3 separate regions of the Mus musculus genome follow, and all the other regions are linked to region 2. Evidence: chromatin loops called from intact Hi-C (ENCODE). Cell type or tissue: heart. All regions are shown on one strand. Links, peaks and the distances in the headings refer to the core of each region. The heading gives the core; the rest is flanking DNA.

Evidence for each region. A loop is a pair of places that touch in the nucleus more often than their neighbours do. Peaks named below come from ENCODE experiments on the same cell type or tissue, not always from the same donor. Only the 100,000 strongest peaks of a DNase experiment are listed, where the experiment ranks them.
Region 1: a loop joins it to region 2, with 1.8 times the contacts of the local background. A loop is called at or near these places in 4 of 42 quality-filtered maps.
Region 3: it touches region 2 in a loop (2.1-fold over the local background); 10 of 42 quality-filtered maps call a loop at or near these places.

What each region holds. Positions count from the first base shown.
Region 1 is chr1:150,939,056-150,946,686 of GRCm38, forward strand. The region is part of intron 1 of Hmcn1 (hemicentin 1); the gene reads right to left. Among named protein-coding and RNA genes, the nearest start is that of Hmcn1, 51 kb to the right of the region's middle. In heart, for the core only: no CTCF peak of the experiment used is centred there; no DNase peak of the experiment used is centred there; H3K27ac peaks cover 323 bases.
Region 2 is chr1:150,990,171-150,997,801 of GRCm38, forward strand. Hmcn1 (hemicentin 1) reads right to left here and starts at 3,265. Exons shown (of 107, transcript NM_001024720.3): 1 at 2,614-3,265. The coding sequence starts at 2,881. In heart, for the core only: a CTCF peak has its summit at 3,680 (motif pointing right); DNase peaks (open chromatin) are centred at 2,211 and 3,281; H3K4me3 peaks cover 2,731 bases; H3K27ac peaks cover 2,487 bases.
Region 3 is chr1:150,916,437-150,924,067 of GRCm38, forward strand. All of the region lies in intron 1 of Hmcn1 (hemicentin 1), which reads right to left. Among named protein-coding and RNA genes, the nearest start is that of Hmcn1, 73 kb to the right of the region's middle. In heart, for the core only: a CTCF peak has its summit at 4,049 (motif pointing left); no DNase peak of the experiment used is centred there.

The DNA of each region.
Region 1 (7,631 bases), core at 1,400-6,399, 51 kb before region 2:
GATACTTTCAAAACAAATAGGCAATAAGCTAATGGTTTTCTAGACCACTAAATTTGTGGCAATTTGCTAAGGCAATAATAAGAAATGACCAGAATTAAGAAATCAGATAAATTCTCATAGAATGTATCAGCTAGAAATTAAGCAAAAAATTATAAAACTGTTGCAAAATAATACGTGGGTGATGACTTTCTGGTGATCTATGGGTGGTCGCACAGCATCCTCATCATGAGGTGGTATGAAAAAATAAAGGATGATCGTGAATCAATAAAGAGCAAGACAGAAAATTCTGGTATCTTAGCTCATGAAATAAGGTTTCATCAAGAAAAAAAGAACACAATATGAGTATAATCTTTAATGTACACAATGGATTTTTAAAGTTTGTTTCTTTAAAAAACAGAATACGTCCATACGGGACGCTGAGATTGGGTGGGTCAAGCTCTTTTTTTTTTTTTTTTTTTTTTTGAAATGGTGTCGTTTGGAGCTAAGACATGAACGGGAAATATGTCATTTGGTCAAAGAGCCCTGCATATTCTGGGGAAACTATTTTCTACTCAAAAAAAAAAAAAGTTGATTGAACTGCCAATGAAACATTGGTGGATCATTTGAACAGCTCTCCATGAGGTTCTGAGGATTTGCACTGTCCATTAGAATTCTACCTCAGCATCTCACTCCCATAGAGACTCTGTATAGCTCTGGATTCGCTGAGTGCTATGCAGTCCAGGCAAGTACAAATTATTCCACTGACTTGCTCAGTGATGGCGCCTTCCAAAGCGAACCGTTCCTTCTTGTCCATGGCCTGCACCCTCAGAGCTGCCTTTCTAGAAAGACTGAACATTCTTTTAATATTTATTGCAGTTGTTCATGTCTACTTCCTCCTTCAGATCGTGTGTCTCAAGAGGACAAGATTTATCGTCTCCTCTGTCTCTATGTCCTCACTGTTTGAAAGAAAGTAGGCATTTGGAAATGTTTCTTCAATTAGTCTAGCTACCAGTACCCTTCAATCTCATCTTGCTTTGGACCTAAGAGAAGTGTCTCATGCAGCAACGGGCAGGGAAATCACCTTTTAGGTGCTCACAATTTGCCTGGATTTAACATAGCTAGTAGGGTTGTCCCACACATTAAAGATGGGCAAAACTTGCATCATTTAATTTGAATACATATCTTGATTATAACCAACATCAACTTCTAAACATATCAGATTTTGTATGGTTGGCTTTTTTATGTTTTTACATATATACAAAGACAGAAATATACTCTTAAGCAAATTAATAAACTGAATAAAATCCCCCAAATAAAACGTTTAGGGAAAAAAATGATCCCTTCTGGTTTTAAGGCTTAGCTAAAAAGAAGCTATTTTTAAACAAAAGTCTATTCATATAAAGTTAGCGAGACTACACCAAAGTAAACATCTTTTCTCTAGCTTTCTGGACCGCAGAATAAGAAAACTACCAAGACCTTTGTTCAGTGGCTTGTTGCTGACAAAATTATAGAGCGCTTCTGGTAAAGTGAGTCACTTCCCTGGCTTCTGACCCACGTGAGATCTTCACTAGCACCAACAGAACAAAGAATACGACCAGGGAAGCAGGAGTTGTGCGCATGACCTCTCCCCAGTGCACCTGATGTTTGCCTGTGGCTGTGTCTAGTGCTAACGGCTGAATTAACATGAATAGAGAGAACTGGATATGGTAGTACAAGCCTGTTATCCCAACACTTCGGAGTGGGAGCTAGGAGATTTATGCAAATTTGAGGCTAGCCTGATCTACATAGTGAGTTCCAGGCCAGCTAGAACTACATCCTGTGACCCTGTAAAGAAAACATCAAAATTCCAGGGTTTGTGGTACATACTATTATAACTCAGCCCTCGGGAGGCAGAGGAGAAACAGGCAGGAGGATCTCTATTAGTTCTAGGCTAGCCTAGTCTACAGTAAGTTCCAGACCAGCCAAGGCTACATAGTGACAACCTGTCTCAAAATAAAAATGGAAGAAATAGGGAAGATAGAGAAGTGAGATGGAGAGAGGGAGGGGAAGGAAGGAAGAAAAGAAGGGAAGGAGGAAAGGAGAAAGGGAAGGAGGGAAGGATGAAGGGAGGAAAACTTGAGAATTGGAGCCATTCTCATAGAATGTTGAAAATATAGTAGAAAGAGCTCTTTTGAACTGAGAGTTGGTTTGAAAACATCTTCAGTGATAAAGCTAAGAAGTTTAGAGACTAGAAAAAAATGACATTCTCAACACCCATCAATTGAATTGATATATGACTTAATGCCTAGCCCTTAACTTCACTTTTGTGAATTCAAACTTGCTCCCTCCCCCCATTCCAATCTTCTAAAATCATTCTGAATAATCACAATCTCTGACGTTTCAATATCACTCTGGGTTTTTTTTTTTTAAAAAGAGAAGTTAACTTGACTACAAAAATGTTCGCTCCAAGCTCAAGTGATGCCCTGTGCTAACCAAGGGCCATGTGGTCTTTGCCAACCTGTGAGCACGAGAGAACGAAGACCTTCACCCCAGAGCTCAAGACTGAAACGTAGCCCATTGTACTCAACAGTGCTTGCAGCCAGTTGATAGAAGCTGTTTCTGCTTTCCTCCAACCTAAATGTCTCCCACCTCTGCAATAGCTTTCACCCCTTTGCTTAAACAACAGCAATTATTTCTTGACCCTCTACTACAGTTGTTGGCACCATCAAAATGGTATCTATCTGTTCTTATGTGTCCTGAAAGGTGGGCATGGAACACAATGCATTGCAGCCTGATAAATGTGACTCAGGCATCTAGGAGCTCGTGGGAGATGATATATTCCTAGAAGCCCAGGAGCTCAGGTCCGAGCTGACTCTGAAGTATCAGAAGGAGCTCCTGTTATGTAATAAATAAGTTCATTTCAATAAAGACAACTCCCTGGAAAGAAGAAAAACTGAAAACATGTCAACAGGAGAGCATGGGAGAAGTACACTTGGCAATGGGTTAACATAAACAGCACCAGAGTGAATACACCATATGATTTCTCCAAAAATAATAAAAATGATAAAGGATAAGTGACTTCAGAGGAAAGAGGTAAGTGTAACCCCCAGTTACCTCCGACCACAGGACCATACCAACCGTACCACCACTGTAGAGACTGTCTGAGAATGAAGGCGTGGGGAAGTCTGGGCCTGACACAATGGAGGATGTAACCAGCAGTTGATGCCTGGAGGCCAGGATGCCAAGCACCCTGCAGTGCCTGGAAGAGCCCTTCCCTGGGAAGATCTGTCCCACCCCTGTACTAACAAGGCCCCATTGAAAAGCACTGCTCTAGGCCATGTGGCATCAAACACTTCCTCTTGTTTCTTCTCTCACTGTCTAAGGAGCCAGAACTTCAGTAAGGCCCTGTTTATGGATAGTGAGGTCACAACTGGTTTCACACCAAGCCCCTCTCTATCCTTTGAATCACTTTTTTTTTTGTCTTATTGTTCAGTGGTGAAAGGAAAAAAGATGTAGATATAATAGATAAGGCAACAGTGTGAAAACACAGGCATGAAGGATGTGTTTTAGAAAGAACCTGAGTGGTTACCAGTCTCATAGGATGCAGAAAAGCAATGACTAACCAAACCATTGTGCCTGGACCTGAAGGTTTTCTAAGCCCAGAGACTCTGAGCAGCTTCTCCCATTGAGTGCAGGTAGAGCTCAGAGATCACAGACATCACCAAGGAGCAGGTGTACCAAGCAGCCAGAAGGTGACAATTAGCCCTGGCCCTGGCACAGACTCTGCATCAGTCCACAAAAACAAAGAAGTGACTACAGTTGCCTCTGACAAAAGTCAGGACAGAGGCACGTGAATGCTGGAAATGTCCAAGGGCCTTAAATCACTGTCACAGATTGGGACTCTATGCTGCACGAAAATGACAGTGTGGTCAAAGTGTGTGACATGCGTCCTTCTCAACACAACACCCCTCTTACATGAGAGGGAGGACAGGGTCTTTCCAAATGTTTCTTGCTATATACCAAGATGTCTGTAGCATGTCACATTAACTCTTGGGTTTGATGTACCAGCGTATCAAGGACCTACTGAGCAATCCCACAGACCATCTGGTCATAGTGTGAGCCCAACATCGCCCTGTTTTCTCACACCCACTCTCCTCCACCCTGGCACATTTCTAAACAGGAAATCCATTGACACAACTGTACAAGCAAGGAACATTAAATGTTTGTCAAGTCACATTCAACAAAGCACCACTGTTAAAAATTGCTTTATAGATAGCAATGATGGTAAATTTATTTAAAGCACTGTACATGAACTTTAACTTTGTAGAAATAGCATGCTTGAGTCTTTTTAATGGAAACAAATGTAACTCATGTGTTTATATCCAATTCAAAATGCTTATTATACTTTATTCTATATATCTCAGAAAATCTTCGGTTATAGGTTTTTTTTAATCTGTTGCTTTGTTACATGGATATTAAAAGCCAAATAATGATTAAATCCCTATGATTTTTTTTTCAAAATAAACATGGAACACATTTACTGAAAAATTAGTTAAAGTGTTTTGTTCTGAATATTATAGTTTTGAAAAAGGTCACTGTAAATAAAAATGGCATTTGGGGATAGTGTCATGTCATCACAAAAATGAAATAAAGGCCCTACTCTTCTATGGGCAGGCTTGAAAATACCAATGTACAATTCAACAGGCTCAGAAACCATTCCAGGGGGATTCTATTGTCCCTTGAGACAGTGAACTTCAGCTCGTAAAAACACTAATGTCTAAGAGCAGAAAATTACAATGGCTTCCTGTTAGGAGTCTCCTCTCTGCTCTTGAGCTAATTTAAACAATATGGCAAAACTCCAACGCAAACTCAAGCACAGGTTTTAAAAGCCTATTATTTAAAGACTGATCTACACATGTATCTGTCAATAGGGCCACTCTCTATTTCAAGTCATACATCATATATGTTTCATTGCCTCACATAAAACAAAAAGAAACTTTAATGTACTCTAAAGTAATGCAATTCTCTCTCTCTCTCTCTCTCTCTCCCTCCCTCCCTCCCTCCCTCCCTCTCCCTCTAACCTCTTCTAAGACAAAAAGGCTTTGTCTTGGAAGACAGCAGGAGAAGGCTAAGTACAACACCTTACAGATATGTGTGGGGATTTGTGAAACTAAATCTGTTGCAAAGTTACTTAGTAAAGGTGTTGACGAAGCTACAGCCTTTTTTTTTCCTGTCTGCTGTGTTGGCATTACAGAAATGCCAGAACACAGCAATCATTCTGATATATTTTTTTAAAAATCAACTATAAAATAACATTTAGATGTCTCAAACATACCAAATTGTTGTTCTGAAGTTAATTTAATTCATTATTAATTAACAGTTATATATTACAGAAGAAAAATGCCAACAGGTTTTTATTTGGCACAAGTGGGCTACACTAAGTAATAGTATCTGGGCAGTGGGCAGGTGGGAGAGAAAAATGTAGTCCACACTAATTCAAGCTCACATCCTGAATTCTGACTGTCGCTTATCTGCTGGTTAGTCATAAGTCACCTCACTTCTGTGGCTTTGTTCTACTATCTATAATTAAATTAAACAAATAAATAATATATGAAAGTAAGTATAGGTGTAAAGCAAATAGCACATACACGCACACACACACACACACACACACACACACACAATATAATAGAGTTAAAGGTTAGTCACTAAAACTCGCCTAAAGGATTGAAAGAGAAAAGGCTCTGAGAGGTGTGACGTGTGCTGGTTCTTGCCAGTGTCTCCTCTCCAGCATTTGGTCCTTCTATTCTGAGAGGCAAAGCCTACCCCAGCACGCTGCTAACTGCGGACAGCAGGAAGAACGGCCCTGGCAAGAAGAGCCGAGAAATGAGGTTGGAAGTACTTCAGAGTTTTATGGGCTTCGGTCCTCCCCATTCCCACAAAGTGACTCCCTTCCTAACACACTTTGCCGTGAACTCTCAGGCGACATAGCAGTGGATTTTGCAATCTCTTAGCATGCCCTGTGCTTCATCCACTGGCATCCTGAATGCTGGACATGTTCCTGCCAACCCCTCCAGATTCTAATTCATTGCGGCTGCACTCACTTCTGGTTCTCATTCTCCCAACCTTTGGGCAAAGATCAATCCCGAGTGGCGTTTAAAACACCTTACCAAGTGCAGCATCTACCAGTCAAGGTCAACCTCATCCTAACTTCATCTATAACTGGTAGAGAGGATACTCCAAAAGGCAGGTATTTCCTATCTCTCTTTTCAAACAATTTTAATGAAGAAAACTCATGTTGTGACACACCCAGTTTCCTGTCCCCCCACTCGGCCAGACACAAGTCCCCCAGAAAGACACTCAACTCAAAGTTTCAAATTTTAAATAACGTGCTTTAACTTGCTAAATTACATTAAGAAAAAGGAGGATAATGGGATATTGAAAGTTACTTCATACAACTGAAGGCAAATATAAAAAGTGTGTCTCTTCATTACATAATTGGTTTACAGCAAGCCTGGGGGGCAAAATGGGTCCCTATGCAAAGGCAGAATTGAGGAGAGGTATGTCACAGAACACAAACATGATAACCACAAAAGGAAAAGTAGGCAACTGCTATGGCCAAATCTAGAGACAGGGAAAATGCGAGAGTTTTAATTTGGTTCTGCCATATTTATTTGTGTAGGAGTTTCATGTTGGCTTTGCGCCTGGAAATGTATTTATCTTCAAGTAGTTTTTACATTAATACAGCAGATTGAAATATGTGATTAAATACATTTTCAGCGAGTATTTGCAGCTAGCAAAGGTTTGCACGATGATACATCACACCTGCTGAAACCTGGCTGAGCCATAAAACAGATTCTCAGGGAAGTCAAAGAAATCCAAGATACAAGGGGACCCAAATAAGGCAAAGAGAGCCTAGATACACTGTTTACTACTACAAAGCCCAGCCTCTCTTTGCCTATAAATTGTTCATCCCCAAAGAAAATTAGTATTGTTTCTCTAAACTCCCAACTAATGAAAGCCCTCCAAACTAGGGGAAAAAAAATGGCAGTAGAAGCGGATAATCGCAGTTTGGAGAGTAAGGGGGAAATAAGGCTAAATACAAAGTAATAGGCTCAGAAAGAGAACTCCTCGGAAGAATGTGTATTATGCAAATGTTATGTTCCAAAGGCTGTTTCTGCATTTCCATGGAAAACCTCATGTTAGGGAAAATTATTTCTGGGCCTTCAAATAGGAAACTAAAAGAGGCCTCCTTGGAGCCTGATAAATAACAACATCAACATGATGTTATAAAATCAAACTGCATTCCTCTGAAGTATCTCAGAATCCCTTCCAGACATCCTTTTATTAATCTGCAGAAGATCCCCGAGATGCGAACTTCACTGGCTGTGGACTTTATTCAGAAGAAGCAACGACTTCCCAACTAGGGGTGAGGAGACAGGACTACATGCTGGGCCACCAACTTTATGTGACACATCTATCTCTACTCAATGTTGTTCTCAAGCTGACAAGTTCACAATAGAATCAATCAGAATCTCTTAGCCGGAATGGGCCACATGTTTACTATGGGCCACATGTTTACTACATCTCACTAGTGAAGATTTCTCAGAACTGTCCAAGATTTGCTTCCTATAAGCTCAAAGATGGCTCAAAGACAGTTTCCTATAAACTAT
Region 2 (7,631 bases), core at 1,206-6,205:
TCATTAGGATAATTGAGGCTGGCTCGGGGCAGCTGCTTCCCCTTCCTGTGTGCTGCTGGCTCTTTCTCACTTTTCCCTGCATGAATATCTTCTGATGAGTTTTATCACCACACTGCCCATGGATTCGACTTTCTTCCTCCTTGGACTCTATGTTTTCAAACAACCACCACCTGTAGCCACACACCTTTCCCTGAACTGTAATGTGGGTCTGCAAAAGCCCGAGACTGTCACTCATTATTCCATCTAGGGACACAGGGGGGACACGTGCCAGCAGAGCAAGCCCTCAAGTCATTAGTATGATTACTTGAGTTCAATGCTAGATGTTACTTCTTTCCACATCAGTTGATTTATTCAACCATAAATGTGTATTAGAGACTATTTAAAACGCCATTTGTAGAACAGTCACAAAATATCACAATCAGAAATGTCCGTAGGCCTGCTCAAGTCCAGTTCCTTCGCTCTGATTTTGAAACTGAGCTTCAAAAAGGGAAATTGACTTTTCCCCAATGTCAGTAAGATATCAATCTCCATTCAAGGCCCTTCCTGTCATTACATCCTGATCATCAGCTGGAAAGGAAACAAAACCTCTCAATGAACACATGGGCGCACACAAAGAGGAAATCAGAAAAAAAAATCACACAATGTCAATAATCAATTAAAGTGAAATTGAACTTAAATGTCAATTGTATGTTTTAACTTCTATTTCCCTATCTGCAAAAATAGTTTAAATATACTTGGATAATATAAGCTGTTTCTCATCCTCTATTTTTAATCATAAAGGAAATAGAACCAGTATGTACATTGAGTTATAAACACAGTTTTATTAAAGTTTAAACTTCTAATTATTTTCTCATCCAATTTAATTCAAAAAGGGGTCTAGTTTTATTAGTCACTGGCAATTAACATTCCACGTTTCCCCACTATGAATTCTGGTTGCTAAACTACAGTAAAATCAACTACAATGAGTTAAAGACTTTCTCACTGGATACCAGTTGGGAGGCAACACACACTATACAATGTTATAAAATATTTCCACATCATTCCAAAATATGGTAATTCGGCATCCATTTATGAGATGAAACATATTTTATATTTTTCCAGTAACATAATCTCATCAATTTTGAAGCAAGCAACTTGTGCTATAAATTAGCAAAATCCGCTTTTACTTTATATTTGAGTCAACTTCAGAGTCATCCCTGTTGAGGAAGTATGTTTAGCCTATTCCAAAATAACAAAAGCCTTGGACTGCATCGTAAGTGACATCTTATAAATTGAAACATCATGACATTTGAAGTGTCTTAATGAGACAGTAAACACGGCAAATGACCATCAAACTCTTGATTCAAATAGAAAAGCATATCATGTCCGATCAGTGTGGAAATGCATGCATATACTGCAGAAGACCAGGACTGCTTATTGTTGTCATTGAAGAACTTTAAAATTCCAGAAAATTCTAGCTCCCTCTCAATATATCCCAAGGACATCTTTTTAAATAGCTGAAATACACCACATTTAATAACCAGCAATAATTAGGATTTTAATATGCCTGGCAAATGCACAAGGAAGGGGGGAGGAAACCACCAAACCAGAGATCTTCAACATCATGCTCTCATTGTGAAAGAGGTTATGCCAAAGTCTAGAGAAGAGAGAATTTCAAAAGCAAGGGGAATGTGGGAGAGCAGTGGGGGAGGGCTCTTAAGAAACCACTGTTTTATTTCTTCCACTGAGCGGCTACTTGCCTAATGAAACTCAGGTGGACACAAGACAGTAAGCCCTGGGGCTCCCCCTGTAATGCTACCCTCCACGATGACAATGAGGGCTCCTAGGAGCCTCGCAGAGAGGTGCTACTTGAAAAAGAAACTGCAAAAGAGTAAATAGGATCATGTTACAGTACAGCAGCAGAAAGCCACAGCTGCAGGGCACAACATAAAGCTATTTTTCTTCAACTACCTTTCAAGAGCACAGACCTAGCAAATTGCATGCATTTGTACCGCCTGAGACATGAACATACTGTTTACACACATCGGTGAATCTAACTAATGATGACCCGGTGCCACGGTGAATAGATTCAGTTACAGAATGAATGGCTTCTGTCTTTCATTTTCATGCCTCCAGTTCCAATCCTAGCTGCTATTTACAGACTTGCTCATGTGCCCTGCAGCAGGTCTGATTTTCTCCCATGTGAGGCTATCTTGAGAGTGTGTGCTCGCTTGCGCTCAGTGCCCTGCTGCTGAAAACCCCATTCCTGTCCCGTGGCTGCCTTAGCAATTGAAACAGTCTTTAGCTTGAAAATGCAAGCAGGTTAACTCTGAGCTTGCTGCTGTTGCTACTACAAAGTCCTGGTTCTCATCTTCAGAGGACCACATTTCCAGGTCAGGGCACCACTGTTTAATCCCCCTAAACAAGCCATCTACTCACTCCATGGCTAAGCCTTGCTAAACTGAGATATAACCCCAGATGCCAGTAGGCAATTCTTTGTTACTATCGTATTCCGCTGCATTTTTTTAAATGCTTTTGAAACTTTCTGACAATATAACAAATTCATAGCATAAGAAATAATAGAATTATGAATCACCAAGCACAACAAATACAGAGAGTAAGTATTCCCCTTACCTGGATCATGGAAGGGCACCAAAGCAAAGTTGTAAAGAGGTCTCTTAGGTCTTTTCAAAGACGTCTCCAAAATTTTGGAAGCCCCTTCAATAACCTGAACTAAATCATCATACATGGACCCAGTCACATCAAACACAAAAGCCAGCGTGGACGCCCCCTCAGGAATCTCCTCAGCCCTGCTCTCAGACTGCGGAGTCCCATCTCCAGCTAGGGAAGAACGAAAAAGAGCCACCAGGAATACTGTGTGGACCACTTCCTGGGCAATCATTTTTTTCTTTTCTTTTCTTGTTTTGCTCGCTGCTTTTCTCTTTGCCCTAAGCTCCTAACCACTGTGCTTACTCCTCAACAGCAGGCAGAGGACTGGCTTCCTCTCTGGTGCCTCATCAGGCTTTTGCAGTCTCTGAACTAACTCAAAAGTTTTGGAGCGGAGAATGAGATGCAGACCAACCCGGAGCCCGGCTGCCTCCAGGAGCTGGGCTGGGCTGGGCAGGGATGCGGCGCCTTTTGTCCGGCTGGGTAGGTCCTGGGCTCTAAGCGGCCGCGTGCAGGGAGCTGCGAGTAGCCGAGCGCCCGCAGAGCGCGGGGTCCATGCCCTGGGGGACGCTGCGAGCCTGCGGTGCCGCCTCCGCCGCCGCGCTCCAGGCCAGCGACTGAGCCTCCCAACTTTCCACAGCTAGCCCCTTGGAGGCGAAGCCCGGCGCGACCTCTCCTTCTGATTGGCCAGCGGCCGTCCCTCCTCTGCTGGAGCCCCCACCCCGGAGGGCGACTTTCCCCCTCTGTGAGTTCCAAGTCTCTCCAGTACCGGGGAAGCGCTCGCAAAGTCAGCTCTGGTGTTCCCTTCAGAGCTATAGCCAATCTCCAAAACTCCAAGGTAAACAATGGCTTTCAGGAATGTGTGGCCCACTCCCAAATTCAAGGGCATCACATTAGCTAGCACAAAGGGAATTGGTGCACGTTTTTTCCCCTAATGTCTGTGCAAAGCTGCTTCAGACAACACCTAATTCCCCAGCCCACCCCAAGTGCAGAAGCTAAGATGCCCCAGCCTAGCTTCCTGTCCCTCAACCCAACATTCAGCCCCGCCAGAAGGGGGAGCTGGAGCTTTCTTTCCTCTAGGCTGCAGCTACAGGATGGATGGTTCTTTGATCTTCCTTGGGGAGTGTTTAGATGAGAGGAAGGCACGGAGTTGGGAGAGGCAGGGAGAGGGAGCTGTAGAGGCAAAGGAGAATGGAAGGAGATAGGGGGAAAGTAAGAGACATCACAAAGTCCCTAGCTGTGCTGTGGAACTGGGAAAGGAAACTGGGTATCAATAAAACATTGACGTCCAATAGAAAGAGCAGTGTTTGTCTGTCTGTCTGTCTGTCTGTTTGTTTGTTTGTTTGTTTTTAAAGAAAGAAAAGAAAAGGGGAGGGGAGGGGAAGGGAGGGGAGAAAAAATTCTGGGGGAGTTGAAATTTCGTTATCAAGATTCACTTTGCTGATCAGCCTAAATCCTCTGCGAAGCATGGTGATGCGATAGTATTCCCATTTCACATACCCTCCAGTACAACTATGTGTCACGTCTCAGGCAAAGATCCACTGAAATGTTGTTCCTCTCAATGACATTTTCCTGCCAAAACTTAAGGAAACTTTACGGTGGAAAACATTACAATGTTCTTCCAAGTCGCAATCATTATATACATTATAGCCGGATTAACAGATTTCAGAAGGTAAGCGAAGAAAGTCATTCATGCGCTAACCATTCTTTGTTCCCCTTTAATAAATACGCCCCCCTCCCCCAGGAAAGGGGCTATTGTCTGGATGCAAGCATTCGAAGTACAGCACTTGGGCAGCTTTAAACTGGGTTTGAGTGTGTATGAGACCACCCTCTAGCATGGGGCAGCCTGAGAAAGGGCCAGCTCCCACCAGCCTTTTATAATCTCCAACTGTCTTCTCTTTCAGACCCACCATCTGTGGAACTTGATTTTATGATACCTATAAGTCATGTCACTTAAAGGAAGCACACGGGCCATTTGGGCTGGTGTGGGAACATGAGAGGAGAGGGAGGGAACATGTTTCCTTTCCAAGTAGTATTTAGAGAATGTTGAATGCTATTTGAGTAGTCCATTCCTTTGTTTATTTAAAAAGGATTTCATTCTAGGTCATAGAGACCTGAGTTATTCCAGGTGCTCAGAGAGGTGGGAGAGTTCTGCATTCTACACCGGGTGTAGACAACCAGGTGCTAAGTCCTGCATGGGGCTTAATAGCTGTGACCTTCAGCAAGCTACCTACCTTCTTCCTGCCTTTTTTAAAATTTATTTACTTGTAATAGGAAACATGGCAGTTACCTAATCAGAATTAAACGATCTATACGTGTTCCAGATGCATTTGGAGGAAAGGGAGTGGTGTTGTGTAAATTGACTATTCAACAAATGTGAAACAGATTTGTTTAATTGTGTTAAACAAATCTTAAATTAAAATTAAATCTTAATTAAGTTAAATTTCCTATATCATTACTGATTCCTGCCCACTTGTGACCAGTTATTGAGAATCGTATTGAAATATAGGACTCTGTGGATCTGTCAATCTTCTTGAAGTTCTGTGAGGTTTTGCTTTGTGCCTTTTGAACGTTTGTAACTAAGTGCAGAGAGTATTATGTCCTCTTGATTGATAAACATATCTTTAAAATTATGACACAACATTCATTTTCAAAAACGTTACGTGTGCAGGAGACACTTGAAGCTGTTTCATTGCTCACTAACATTGTGTTCATTTTCCTTAATTGTTCCCTTTCTTCCCTAGTTTCATTTTAATAGTTTCTATACTATGTCTTTATGTTCTCTTAGTCTATTCCTTACTGTGTAATACACCAGTGGTTCCTCTCATGTAATTTCATCATGAATGTTACAGTTTCCATTTGTCTCCAGGAGTGCAATTTGAATCATTTTAAAAACTTTGTTGTCTCACTTTGAATCTATAACCACACTAATTCAGGTACAGTAGTTGGTGATCTCTTGGTAATCTGTCTCAGTACTTGGGTTGCTGTAGAGGAATTTTGATCTAGCAACATGGCTGCACTGGCAAGGGATCACATCCAAAGACCTTCTAGAGATCTATGATCTGGCCAGAATGCAGACATACCTAGATTGCAGTTTGATCTGGCTGGAAAACAGACATGCCCTTAATATATACCTTTAATCCCTAACAATAAATGTAAGCAAGTAATGTAAAAGGAAGCAGCCATGTTTGAAAATGTCATCTAATTGAGGGACAGACAAAGTGATGAATCACAGAAAGATTTGACAAAATATGAGTCAAAAATAGGATACGCCCAACTCACATGAGAACAGCATAGGAAAGAGAGATTACTTAAGAGCAGAGAGATGGGGGGTGATGTGTGATGTATGTGTGTGTGGAAGTTTTTCAGAGACAACTTTACAGAGACAGGTTACAACAAGACCAAGCTAGACACAGATAAAGACAGAATAAGCCAAAGAATGAGAAGGAGCCAGAAGACTGGAACATATTGCCAAAGTCAGTATGAGGCCAAGAAGAGTAATTCAGTCAGAAGCCACAAGAAGCAGGATTGAATCAGTCAGCTTGGAAAATTAGATTGTACAGCGGCTAATCCATTTTATACCTAGGGATAGTTAGAATAGAGAAGGAGACACTCTGGACTCAGACCAAGCAGTGTATTTCTCAGCTTGAGCATGGCTCTCATCTCATCCATTCAGCTGAGGAGATAAAAGCAACATTTACAGGTTGCTTTTTCTGAGGATTCAGAATCTTGACATGCCAGACATTGTGAATTTTACTTTATGGGGTACTAGACATCGCAGTACTCTTGTAAATATTCTTCAACTTTGTTCCAGGACAGAGTTGACATTTTTGGAAACAGTTTCAACCTTTATTAGAACTTTCTTTTTAACTATTTAGATATACCAAAACAGTTTCATTCTAGAACTAATTATTCTCTATGACTAAGAAAGGATCACTCTATGTCTTTTGTCCAATTCTCGGCAAGTCATGACCAGTGAGACTGGATCCCCCTTTTACCCCAACCATTTATCTTTCTACTTAAACAACAGCCTTTAGATATGGGACAATGTTGTGGGGTTGAATTAATTAGCAGCCTTTAGCAATGGCCAGCTTCAAAGAACACTTATATATGCTCCTTCCTTGCTTTGTTCCTCCATTGCTTTTACCTACCACAACTTACATCTTCATTTTTGCTTTCTGGGGAACTTTAGGTGATATTTTCTGAAACTGGTAGAGCTAAAAGAGTTATAGAAGAGATTGAATGTGACCTGATTCTGAGTGACGGAACTGTGAGAATTGGCAGTATATTTCCATCCCTGTGTACTGCCACATCGAATCCCATTGAGTGCTCCTCTCCTGATCCCTGAGCGTTTTCCTGACATAGACATACTGGCTCTCTGCAAACCTAAGAAGCTCTCTATCTACATAGCTCCTTTTAGTGTTGTCTCCTACACAATCTAGCAAAAGCTGGACTCTCAGGTCCATCTCCTCAGTTCAGATAGCCTACTAACCCTGACAAGGGTCTTGCCTCCACTCGTCTTCAGAGACTTGGGAATTCTTCCAAGATAGTAAACTAGGAAAACTACCAATGTTTTCAACTCTATGGAACTGCTTTCTTTTTTTCTGAGAATAAAATAAAATAGTTATCATAATATATTTAGCCCAGTATCTAGCAATTACTCTACATTCAAATTTTAATTTTATTAGCATTACATTTAAATAACTTGAGGGTTTAAATCTATGTGCATTTTCAGCAAGAATACAAGGCATAAAACGTGATAGAAAACTAAAGAGGCTGTTTATTTGTTTATAGAATGTCTTTGGTAGCTGCTACTTTGGATATTGACTGCCTCTCAGTGGCTTTGTCCTCAGCATATAAAGCATTTGCAGATGACAGAATTGAGAAGTGAAGAAAACAGGAAATGATAGCTACTGGAAGGAAGTTAGGTCAGGAAACATTTGTCCTTGATCTGGGAACCTCAGCCTCTTCCTGTATTTTTTACT
Region 3 (7,631 bases), core at 1,400-6,399, 74 kb before region 2:
AAGCATGTTCTGGCATTTGAAAATCCTACGACAAGCCTGTCCTCTGGTGCTCCATACATGTAGGGGCCAGAAACCAGTGTCGTCACCAGGGCTGTAAAAGAACGTCCAGTAGCTGAAATGATTTATCAGTTCTTACAATTAAAGGTAACTGCCGTGCCCTGAAAGAATCGTGAGGAACCAGGTGTGGTTGGGATTGTGCCCTGCCTGTCAGACATGGGGAAGTTGAAGTGAGGTTTCTGGCAAAGTCCCAAGGAAAGAACATATGGTCTGAGTTTTGAAGAAAACACTGGACAGGAGGGGGACAGCTGATAAAGAAGGGACTGAGGAGAATAATAAGAAGGGTATAACACAAACATGAAAACAAAACACAAGAGATGAAATAAACAAACAAGAAAAAAAAAAACTACAAGGGACTGGCTAAATTTTTCTGCCAACTTCTGAGGGTCTATGGGCCAAAGCAGCTGCTGTGTTCGTGGCGTGGATTGGCCATATGTAGTCGTCTTCATCTCCCTTTCCATGTTACAAAAGCTAAAGGAAAAAAAACTGAATATTGGGAGACAAAGGCAAAAGACCCTTCCTAGGCCTTTTTGTAAACCATGTGTAGGAAGCATTACACATCCGCTTGTGAATTTGTGATCGAAATAATCAAATCAGCAATTTGTAAGTCATGTAACGGACCAAGAAGAGAAAATTGCCATCAGTGACCCTTAAGATTTTAGAATCGAACACTACTCATGAATGTACAAACCACTATTTCTCTATAAATTCACTGCTAGCTAAAATATAAGCTGCTTTACCCTGGCCTTGCCAGCTCTCTGTAGTGTAGTCCTGATTGCCCGTCAACCTTCCCTCCTGCCCTGTCTCCCTCACATACCTTACACCAAGCCTGATCTTTCCATTTGCTTTGTAGTTAAGTCCAGAAGATTCCACACCCACTTTTACTTGACTCCAGCTGTCACCTCAGCCTGGATTCACCTGAAACACACACACATACATACACATACACACACATGTATATACACATACACACATGCACAAACACATACATACACACGTGCAAACATGCACACACATACATATAAATGCATGCACACATACACACAAAATATTCATAAACATAATGCTGCCTATTATAGACTGTATTCCTTAAGAACAAGCTAGATTCTATTAGTTCTAGGGAGCACTATAAGTACTCCTGCCTCCCAGCTAGAAGGACTTTGGGTGCCATGCAAATCTATAACCCTTGGGAATATTCATATACATACATATATGTGTGTGTATATATAATATCATAATATAGTATAAATATATCATAAATACATATACTGTAATAATATTTATAGTATATACCCTGTTGAATCTGGGCTAAGTAGAGTTTTTTATTAACATTTTTCTCCCATCATGCTCAGTAAACACTTTGCACAAAACAGTCTTTTGGAAAAGTCATTACAATAATTTATTCACAAATCCACTGAGCTTCTATTATCAACTACAAATTTGATTCTATTACACACCAAGACATGAAAATACAAGCATGCCAAAAATATAAAATAAAATAAAATAAAATAAGAATGATAGCAGCAATCTCTCCCTCTGTGACTCTTCCCATGTGGAAGGGAAGGTTTCAGCAAGAGACCATTAAGACTGGGATTGTAGTATCAGTGCTCAGCCGCCCCCTCTTAAACATTACAGTGTCCATGCCGAAGCTCTCTCTGCTTTTCCCTTTCTGTCTCTTGGCCTTTCCCCAGATAGAACCAATTCCAGGTGCTTGCCCTAATGACGTTTTCAAAACTCCTAAGACAAAATGTACTTAAATGCCTCAACCCACACACCAGGGCAGTGGTACTGAGTCAGCCCTGCTAGGATGTTACCCAATGCTGACCACTGGTTTTTCCACCTCATGTTCCAAGCTGCCTTTATTGCTAATCAGATACAGATGGCACAAGCATCCTAGTCATACATCATTATCTAAAACTTATGCTCTGATGGACAAAGTGGAGATAAATAAACAGTTTTAATCTCTTAGCCTGGATCCAATAAACTGACCTATGTTGGAAGTTACTATGGGAATGAACTTGCTGTGAGAGTTGGAAGCTGGCATCCAGACATGGTAAGATGAAATTCTGGTTACCTTTTTTTAGTCAACTAAGATATTACAAGCATCCCTAGAGGTGTGGAAATAGTCAACTGAGTGCTTCAACATGCAATGACTGCTCTTCAAACGTTCAAGTAGCATCATTATCCATTCTACGAAGTCAGGTGAGCATGAGGGTCGAAAGATCTTTGTTAGTAGCTGCCTAAACTCTGCTCTTTCTGAGTCCTTTAACTTTCCTCTCTGACTAGTAACTCATCCCCTGAAAATGGGAAACAACTCATATTATTTTTCAGGATATGTCAAAAGAATGTCTTGCCCTCCTGATTCCAATTTTTGCCTCTGTAAAACTTAGTCCTTGAATTCTTGGCAGGATGGGAAAGACTAATAGCACTGCTGTTAGTTATACTTACTATATGAGGGGTTTTTTTTTTCTTTCACTGTAGCAAAAAACCTGACACAATTAAGTTATATTTAAAAAATAAATAAAAAGTTTGCTTAGGTTCTCAGTCTGAGAAGCCACAGTCTACAACTGATTAACTCTGTTGCTTGTTGGACCTGGGAGGAGGTAACCTACCACAGAAGGAGCACACAATAGTGTAATACACAAGTGCTCACTTCGTGGAAAGGAAGAAGAAAGAGGAGAAAGGAGAGACTGGATCCTCCAGTGACCTGGAGCCCTCCCATGAGGCTTTGCTTCTTAAAGGCTCCAACAACTTGGGATAGTGCTAGTCTGTGACTCAATCCCTAAACTTAAGAATTTTTAGGGTGCACTAAGATGCAAGCTGTAATATTGACCCCTGAACATTACTGTACACATAGTTTTAAAGTTAGGGGATGCTTAAATATTTGCCTAATGAACAATTAGGCTAGGTGGTCGGTTGGATGGTTGTTTGGGTTGGGTTGGGTTGGGTTGGGTTGGTTGGGTTGGTTGGGTTGGGTTGGGTTGGGTTGGGTTGGGTTGGTTGGGTTGGGTGGGTTGGGTTGGGTTGGGTGGGTTGGGTTGGGTTGGGTTGGGTTTGGTTATTCCTAGTCAAGCATGCTATTATGGACATTAGGAATGAGATCTCTTGAATTGATTTTTTAGCAAAACTGCTTCTTTAGTAAATATCTCATGGAACAGAGATTTTTTAAGGTTCTTGTAGGATCTAAATGCACGCTCTCATTTAACAAGTCTTCCTGGGATATTTTCTATCTAATCACATAGCTAAGCATCATGGGTAGTGAATATAGTGTGTACTCACAGAGCTGAGCAGCATGGGTAGTGAATATAGTATGTACTCACAGAGCCGAGCATCATGGGTAGTGAATATAGTATGTACTCACAGAGCTGAGCATTATGGATAGTGAATATAGTGTGTACTCAGAAGACTCCTACTTGATTGTGATTCTCACAAGCTCATTAATGAAGAAAATATAAAAATAAAAATTTGTAAATAATTTTTATGTCTTGGAATTACATTTATCACTCAGAGCAAAATATGCAATCCCTTTTAGAGTGAATTAAATATAATAAAAGTAGAAGTAACATGTTAAGCAAACACACATGAATTAACACCATCAAAATCCCTGTCAATCTATATGGAATACATCCACTCTGTGGTCACATTTTCTTGAAGCCAAGTCTAACCATTGCTTGCAGTAACATTTACTCCAGCTCCTGGTACATCTTATTAGTATACACTGAAAGAAAATAAAATAAAATCTGGTATAATTATACCTCTGTCTATGACAGCAGAGCTAAGTCTAGAAACAATAAAAGCAAAAGAGAAAAAGCGTTCCTTCCAAATTTCAAATAACTTTTATGTTCCATGTATAAATTAATATATGGGCTTCATAGAGTGCTGTATAAATTTTCTTGTAAAATTATTGATAGAATTTTTGGTTTTACCAAATGAGTCCACCCTCTGGAAGACTCCATTTCTTACTCTGTATTGGAATACAGCGCCACCTGCTGGTCCTTCTAGATCCATGCTAGAAACCTTCGGTCACATTAGTCTTACTAAACTTACGTTTATTCAAAAGCCACTTCGAAAGGTACACTTTCCAAAAGCAATTAAAATTTGATTCTTCTTTTAAAGAAAACATCTTAAGGTGAAATTATGTGAAAATCGCTCTGCTACTGAACTAAATTTCTCTTCAAAAAATTTCAATCACAAATTATTTGATTTTGCACTTACTAAGTAGAAAATTTTAAGGAATGTCAATATAAAGTATACATTTTAACTATACCATTAAATAAAACATTAGAAATTAATACCCATCCCTTAACATCTTTTAATTTTAACAAATAAATTAAAGTTACATAAATAAGAATGTAATTTTTTTATTGTTCCATACAAATATCAACTGATATTTCTGTTATGGGTCAAGTTCGATGTCGGGCTTTGGAAATCAGAACTAACAGGACTGATGTGGTGTTTATAGCGTAGTTATGGAGAAAAGTTGAACAAATGCCCACTCAGGTTGTTGCTATAAACTTCAATCAGATGCGGTGAGGAAGCCTTCAGGAAATGCTCTCATAAGAGAAGCATTTGGAAACTACACTCATGTACGCTTACAGAGAAAATGTGCAGCACTGAGAGCTACGAAACCGCACTGTTGTAAGCCTGGGCACGGACTGCTAGACACTCTCTTTCATTAAAAGGGAGGAGTCCCGACTTCACCTTATTGAGCATGATGCACACACTAATAAAGAGAGTATGTGCATGTGTGCTTGTACATCTGTGTGTTGAGAGTCCAAGAAAATGTCAAGGCGGAGATAGTTAAGAACCAAGCGGCAATTCCTTGGACAACTAAATTGCCAAAGTCATGTTCAATGCTTTCTCCCTCAACTATTTAGCAAGCTGTTTCATTATTCTTCTTTTATATAAAATAGCACTTTTTCTTCAAAAACCTAATATCTGCATTAAATATTTAACTTTAAAAGCTCCCAAAATGAAGGACCAGGGGCCATGGCTCAATGGTGATGCTCTTGAAAGCATGAAGCCCTGGATTCCAGCCCAGCACTCCAAACAAAAGCAGAGCTCCCAAGTGGCTTTCTTTATCCATGCAAAACACATCAAACAGTTTTTACTTCTAGGGTCTCAAATATTATGTGTTATATAATGAACAGATAACCAAAGTACATGACTACATAAAAGCTATTTCAAATAAGAAATCGTTTCCATTTCTCTTGGAGTTGCGTACAATGAGTCACTGTTGTTTGGGTAATGAGACAGTACCAGTGAGCTTGGATTATAGTTCTTTATTCCAAGTCAACCATTTTTCAAGATGATCCAATCTGTTTTAGATGTTCTCATTGATTTAAGCATGTGGGTGTACACTTGTATTAAGTTTTTCAAAACACACCAACTATAACACAAAAATTAATGTTGCAGTAACAAGATGTTTATTGAGAGCAAATTGGTCAAATACATTAGACAAAGTACAACAGGCTGTTTCAGTTTATTGTCGCAATTTCTGTCTAAAAAATAAGGCATTATTAAGTAGATGTGAATTTATTAGCATATTTTATATGTTGAGTTTCATAGATGGATACAAGGCATTCTGGGAATATCCACCCTCCCCAATGATGCTCCTGGACTCCTCTGAACACATCCTACGCCCAACTTCAACTCAGTCTGTTTTTTTTTGGTTTGGTTTGGTTTGGTTTGGTTTGGTTTGGTTTGGTTTGGTTTGGTTTGGTTTGGTTTTAACCCTGTGCATTCAATTAGTGTGCTTGCCTGCGGATCCAATGGTGTATAGAGTATGGCCATCCAATGGTTCATGGGCAAACTACCAGGGGCCACACCCTGAAGAAATATGACTCTCCCTTCCCTGTTAGACATCAACTGTGATTATGTACTAAGTTAGGAGTGAGGTCTCGAGTGTCCCTTTTCTTATCATAACATCAACCCACTTGATCTTGTGTAGGTAAACAGAACTATGAGTTTGTGAGCGCAATGGCTGTGTCACATCCAGAAGAAAGATTCACAGCAGTCATACATGACCTCTGACTGCCACTCTCTCTGTGGTCCCTAAGCCTTGGAGAGAGATGCGATAAAGATGTACTGGTTGTGGCTGAACAGTCTGTGGGCACTTATTATCTATTATTATCAGTGTATTGACCAGCTGTGAGTCTCAGCACTCCTTGCTTCTCACGCACTAAGAAACTGCTCTGATGAGGCCTGGAAATTGCATTAGATAGCAAACTCCTTCTGTAGCAACAGCATGTTACCTACAGACTGGCTAGGTTTCCAGTTGGCTGAGTACTCCGCAGTCCTCATCAGGATTCACCTTAAACAGAAGTGAAGCCTTTATGATCAGGACTGATACGTATACCAAGTCTTGTACTTCACAAATTTCAAGGAAATGCCCTGGTATGTAATCCCATTAACTAAGGCAGCCTCGAGCTATTTAATGAGTACTACAGGGGAAACTGCATAAGGAGTGCCAAGAAGGAAGATACCGTAGATTATTTCAGCATGGTCACCATTTTTCTTCAGAACAAAGTTAAAATAACTTAATAAAGACATATATGGATGCAGGTATACATTTCTGTGGAAAGGAAAAGAGAGTCTTTTCCTTCTTTCTAGTCAGTCTTCTAGTTTTAATGAGAACACCTGGATTTATAAGCCCACATTCACGTACTTCTACCAAAAGGACACTTCTCCATTTCAAGCAGATTGAGGTGTAGAGAACAGCATGCAAAATATATTGAGTTCAATTGACAAAGCACTTTCAAGAGGACAGGAGCGATGCCTCTTGGTATAGGCTGTAAAGCCAATCTCTAATAGCTCTTGGTTATCAGTTTCTCTAATAGCCATTCTTAGGGCTGAACCTCTAAAGTGCTTCTTTTTCCCTTAGATTGTGGGTTTTTTTTTTTAAATAATGCTTTAAGATCATTCCTATCTAAAGTCTTAGATGTCAGACATGTGGAAATGAAATAAACAAATAAACTAAGCTTGTACATATACAAAAATTTGAGATCAAATTTCACGAATTGAAAAACATTCCGTGACAAAACTTGTTTGAGAGATGGGGGTGTAGGGTGGATTTGTTTTTTAATAAACAAATGCAGATGTTGAGGGGGAAACGTTTAGATTTTTGACACTGCTCTTTGCTAACACAACTGCCAAATGTTTTCCATAAGCAAACAATGTTGAAACGTCTGAGTACTTTTTCATGGAACCACCACCCAGATGAACTCTGAAAAATGGAATTTACCAATTTACTGTTAATGAATTTATGTATGTGATATTTCTGATCAATATAACTGTTACATTTTTTTTACTTCTCTCTCATGTGTTCTTATTTAAACAGTTATGGGAAGAATTCAGGACTTATCCATGTTGTGTATATCTGAGATATACACGTACAGTTGGGATTTATTCAATTGTCATCAGACTTTAGGAGTATAAAGTTTCATGCAAACCAACTATGGATGCAATGCCCTATTTGCCGTATAAAACAGCCAGAATCCATCTTGATGTAATTAACAAAATGCAGAGTTGCTCCGCCATGTCTGATAGCCCGTATTTGTAACCCAGCACTTGAC